Linked DNA regions of Homo sapiens: region 1 is linked to region 2. A link is an interaction called in ENCODE POLR2A ChIA-PET data of the cell type or tissue named here. Cell type or tissue: OCI-LY7. All regions are shown on one strand. Links, peaks and the distances in the headings refer to the core of each region. The heading gives the core; the rest is flanking DNA.

Region 1 (2,809 bases), core at 79-2,578, 240 kb before region 2:
CAGTATTGACAGAATTTGGAAAAATGGGCACTCTTACTCATTACCGATAGCACTGTACTGAAGAACAATATCAAAAGTCTTAAAATATAGCCTGGCCAACATGTTGAAATTTTGTCTCTACTAAAAATACAAAACTAGCCAGGCGTGGTGGCAAGTGCCTGTAATCCCAGCTACTTGGGAGGCTGAGGCAGGAGAATCGCTTGAACCCAGGAGGTGGAGGTTGCAGTGAGCCAAGATTGCGCCATTGCACTCCACCCTGGGTGACAGAGTGAGACTCCGTCTCAAAAAAAAAAATCTTAAAATAAATGTTCATCCCTTCTAGCCCAGTAATTTTATATCTGATGATTTGTCCGAATAAAACATTCATGAAAAGACATCCTCTGTAAAGATTCTCATTAATGCAAGTTACATCTACAATTTGGAAATGACCAAAATGTATGAGGATTGTTAAATAAATCACCACATAATACAATGAAAGTCATTAAAAATCATGCAGAAGAATGTTTAATGACATGAGAAAAAGTCATGAAATGACATTAATTGAAAGAGGCGGATTACAACATTTATCTACAGAATACCAAGAAAAAGATTTAAATATATTTATCAAAATGTCAACCATAGTTGTCTCTGGAGAACGAGATTATGAGTGAATTATTTTTTCTTTTCTTTTTTTTTGAGACAAGTTCTCACTCTGTCACCCAGCTAGAGTGCAGTGGTATGATCATAGCTCACTGCAGCCTTGAACTCCCAGGCTCAAGTGATCCTCCTGCCTCAGCTTCCTGAGTAGCTGGGACTACAGGCGTGCACCACCATGCCTGGCTAATTTGTTTTTTTTTTTTTTTCTGGAGACAGAATCTTGCCATCATGCCCAGGCTGGTCTCAAACTCTTGGGCTCAAATGATCCTCCAGCCTCGGCCACCCAAAGTGTTTGGATTACAGGCATGAGCTACCATGCCTGGCCTACTAAAGTATTCTTGAACATATGCTTTGTAGAAAATTTAGAAAATATGATTAAACAAGAAATAAAGGCTAGGTGCAGCAGTGGCTCATGCCTATAATCCCAGTACTTTGAGAGGCCAAGGTGGGAGGATAGCTTGAGCCCAGGAGGTCAAGACCAACCCGGGCAACATGGCAAAATCCCGTCTCTACAAAAAAATACAAAAATTAGCTGGGCATGGTGGCGCATGCCTGTAGTCCCAGCTACTCAGGAGGCTCAGGCATGTGGATCATTTGAACCTGGGATGTCGAGACTGTAGTGAGCTGTGATCACACCACTGTACTCCAGTCTGAATGACAGAGTGAGACCCTGTCTCAAAAAAAAAAAAAAAAAAGAGAGAGAAAGCTTTAGTAATAATGAATAAATTAAAATATAGACTCTAGGTTCTTGTCATTATTCTGGTTTACTTACAGGACATAATGGAGGAATAGTAGATGGACATATATCACTCTTCTTCCGTACTGTAAGTAACTACTCATCGTGAATTTACCCCAGTCTCATCAATTTCATCAGTAAGGAACTACCAAAGGTCCCCCCACAAAGTAAAATGTGCCATTTGCTATCACTAGTCTCCATATAGTCTTAAGACTCATACTGAATTAATAAAATGCTAAATCCAATATTATTCAAATCCCAAAAAAATTGTTACTATGTTTTCTTTCCTTTACCTTTCTTATTTCTGCTGTAGAAAATCCAGATATCTTGAGCTGCTCATATTCTTTATGCAAAGTTTTAAAGGCTTCCATTAACTCTTCATACTAGAAGAATAAGTTAAGAAATTATAAACTAATAACTAGATCCAGTAGAGTTTTCTTTCTTTCTTTCTTTCTTTTTTTTTTTTTTTTGAGACAGACTCTTGCTCTGTCGCCCAGCCTGGAGTGCAGTGGCACGATCTCGGCTCACTACAACTTCCGCCTCCCAGATTCAAGCGATTCTCCTGCGTCAGCCTCCTGAGTACCTGGGATTACATGCGCGCGCCACCACGCCCGGCTAATTTTTGTATTTTTAGTAGAGACGGGGTTTCACCATGTTCAGGCTGGTCTCGAACTCCTGACCTCATGATCCATCCGCTTTGGCCTCCCAAAGTGCTGGGATTACAGGCGTGAGCCACCGCGCCTAGCCATAGAGTTTTCTTAATCAGGTTATCTATTAACTTACAGCGATTACTTAAGTCATTGTAAGAACAGCATTAAAAACACAAAAACACATCCTTATACATTTATATAGGGTACAAAAAAGTACATCTCTACCATCTTAACACTAAATACTTCTCTATCTTCATTTCTGGTTACTTTCCTGCTTCACACTCTACACTAGCTATGTTGATGTCTGAGTTCCTGAACATTCCATGCTCTCACGTCCAGCTTATACATCTATGACTCCCTCACCCATAACTTAAGCAACTCCTTTTCATCCTTCAAGTCTTCACATAGATTCTACTATTCTCAGAGAAGCCTTCTCTGGCCCTTTATCTATCCTATCAGAGTAGATATCATGTACAATTATAACTGACTATTATAATTTTCTGTCTGTCTCCCTCCATCATATAGTGAGAGCCAAGAGGAAAAGAATCATATTCATTGTGTACACCCTTGTATCCCTAGGGCCTAGCACAGTGCATAACCCATGGAGGTGTTTAATATAAAGTAGTTGAATGGGCCAGGTGAGGTGGCTCACACCTGTAATCCTAGCACTTTGGGATGCTGAGGCAGATGGATCACTTGAGGTCAGGAGTTCGAGACCAGCCTGGCCAACATGGTGAAACCCTGTCTCTACTAAAAATACAAAAAATTAGCTGGGCACAGTGGCGCA
Region 2 (2,809 bases), core at 23-2,522:
ACGGAGTCTTGCTCTGTTGCCCAGGCTGGAGTGCAGTGGCACAATCTTGGTGGCTCACTGCAAGCTCGGCTTCCCGGGTTCACACCATTCTCCTGCCTCAGCCTCCTCAGTAGCTGGGATTACAGGTGCCCACCACCACGCCCGGCTAATTTTTTTGTATTTTTTAGTAGAGATAGGGTTTCACCGTGTTAACCAGGATGGTCTTGAACTCCTGATCTCGTGATCCGCCCGCCTCGGCCTCCCAAAGTGCTGAGATTACATTTTTTTTTTTTTTTAAGACTGAGTCTCACTCTGTTGCCCAGGCTAGAGTACAGTGGTGTAATCTTGGCTCACTGCAACCTCCACCTCGTGGGTTCAAGCGATTCTCCTGCTTCAGCCTCCCTGAGTAGCTGAGATTATAGGCACCTGCCACCATGCCTGGCTAATGTTTGTATTTTTAGTAGAGATGGCATTTCACCATAGTGGCCAGGCTGGTCTTGAACTTCTGACCTCAAGTAATCCACGTGCCTCAACCTCCCAAAGTCCTGGAATTACAGGCATGAGCCACCGTGCCTGGCCTCCAATAAAGTCTTTAGCCCATATTTCTCTCTCTCTCTGTCCCCATTGGTTAAGCACACATGTCCCAAATAGCTTCCCATTTCCATTGGCTATGCAAACCCTGCTCGCTGCTCTCTGGATCTGTGAGTAATAAACTGCTTCTGCTATTTTTGTTGAGTTGCTCCCTCTGTGTTTCACTCGACCAACACACCTGAACTCAATGCTCACCCCTCCCGGTCAGGCTCTCCTAGAGAGTGGCTGTCTTGTTTGGAATAAACTGGATATAGGTGAAACAAGAGCCACAAGGGCATCAGCCGATCTCAACATGTTTCCTGGGAGAAGGACACCTGGTCATGGGTCATGGGACACTTTGGCATTAGGCAAGCCACCAGCATAAAGAAGTATCCTGTGAAAGACACATGATAAACATCCAACTTCCTCCCCAGAGCTAGAGTTCTCTCTGGGGACTGGGCCCAAGAGCAATCCTTGGTGACAAGATGCCCTGCTGGATCTGATGCTCACAATTTTTTTTTTTTTTTTTTGAGAAGGAGTTTCACTCTTGTTGCCCAGGCTGGAGTGCAATGGTGCAGATCTCAGCTTAATGCAGCCTCTGCCTCCCAGGTGCAAGCGATTCTCCTGTCTCAGTCTCCTGAGTAGCTGGGATTACAGGCATGCACCACCACACCCAGTTAATTTTGTATTTTTAGTAGAGACCATGTTTCACCATGTTGGCAAGGCTGGTCTTGAACTCCTGACCTCAGGTGATCCACCCACCTCAGCCTTCCAAAGTGCTGGGATTACAGGCATGAGCCACTGCGCCCGGCCTGATGTTCACAATTTAAGACCACAGGTTCCAGCTTGCTGAAGCTCACCCCACCCAAAGCCCTTGCTTTATAGAGGAGGAAATGGGGGCTCAGAAATGGGGAGTGTGTGCCTAAATGAGGTAAGTGGCAGAGCCAGCGTGATAGTGAAAGCAGCTGGTAGACTCCGTGTGTAGAGGCAGAAACTGAAGCCACAAAGAGGAGGAGACTCAGCCAACACCTGCTTACCAGTTACTGAACCTTGATTGTCCTGTTCCTGGGTGACCACCTTCATCCTCACAGTGTCTCTAGGAGTATGAGTTAGAGTAACCCCACTGAGGCTTAGAGTAGTTGGGCAGAGCACTCTGATGGTCTTTACAGTGCATCAGGGTTCCCATCCCAAATCCCGCACCAATTCCCTTCTGCTGGGGTGTCAGGTATGGGGCACAGTCCACCAAAATGGGGCATCAGGTCAGTCCTGTGTTTTCTGTGACTTTCCTGCCCACAGGCACCCACTGGCCATTCCTGGATGACAGACAACCTCTACTTCCTAAGTCCCAAAGTTCAAGATGACTGGTAGACCACATCAGAGCAGTTCCATCATCTTCTCAGCCTTGAACCTTCCATGGCTCCCCATTTCCCTTGGCATGAAGCCCATACCACTGTGTCCAGCCTGGTCTGGTCCCCTGCTGACATCACTGGCCACACTGGTCATTTCTTTATCTCTCACCACCACCTTTCCTGCTATGCTGTTCCCTCTGTCTGGAAGACCCTTCCCCTCTGCTAACTCCTACTCAGACTTCAGGATCCCAGTGTAAATGTCCCTTCCTTGGAGAAGCCCTCCTGATTCCCTCTGACCAGGTCACTTGGTGTCAGGACATACTGTATTTTTCTTCCATAGCTTTCATTGAAGCATTAAATAAATGATTTTTTTTTGAGATGGTATCTTGCTCTGTTGTCCAGGCTGGAGTGCAATGGCACAATCTCAGGTCACTGCAACCTCCACCTCCTGGGTTCAAGCAATTCTCATGCCTCAGTCTCCTGGGTAGCTGGGACTACAGGCATGCGCCACCACGCCCAGCTAATTTTTGTATTTTCAGTAGAGACAAGGTTTCTACTGAAACCTTGAGTAGAAACTTTGAGACAAGGTTTCTACTTGCTGAGGCAGGTGGATCACCTGAGGTCAGGAGTTGGTAACCAGCTTGGCCAATATGGTGAAACCCCGTCTCTACTAAATATACAGAAATTAGCAGAGCGTGGTTGTGCATGCCTGTAATCCCAGCTACTCAGGAGGCTGAGGCAGGAGAATCATTTGAACCTGAGAGGCAGAGTTTTCAGTGAGCCTAGCCAAGATCTCGCCAGTGCACGCCAGCCTGGGCGACAAGAGCAAAACTTCGTCTCAAAAAAAAAAGCAAATATTGGGGCTGGGCACAGTGGCTTACACCTATAAACCCAGCACTTTGGGAAGCCAA

The links. ChIA-PET counts read pairs that join two places held together with the same protein. Peaks named below come from ENCODE experiments on the same cell type or tissue, not always from the same donor. Only the 100,000 strongest peaks of a DNase experiment are listed, where the experiment ranks them.
Region 1: POLR2A ChIA-PET joins it to region 2 with 11 read pairs; 4 of 35 experiments call an interaction of 5 or more read pairs at or near these places.

What each region holds. Positions count from the first base shown.
Region 1 is chr12:110,131,493-110,134,301 of GRCh38, reverse strand. It overlaps IFT81 (intraflagellar transport 81), which reads right to left. Exons shown (of 19, transcript NM_014055.4): 5 at 1,666-1,755. Among named protein-coding and RNA genes, the nearest start is that of IFT81, 8.5 kb to the right of the region's middle. In OCI-LY7, for the core only: no CTCF peak of the experiment used is centred there; no DNase peak of the experiment used is centred there.
Region 2 is chr12:109,891,651-109,894,459 of GRCh38, reverse strand. It overlaps a transcript of TCHP not described here. Among named protein-coding and RNA genes, the nearest start is that of TCHP, 7.2 kb to the left of the region's middle. RefSeq lists a silencer at 2,583-2,642. In OCI-LY7, for the core only: no CTCF peak of the experiment used is centred there; DNase peaks (open chromatin) are centred at 1,039 and 1,509; H3K4me3 peaks cover 395 bases; H3K27ac peaks cover 951 bases.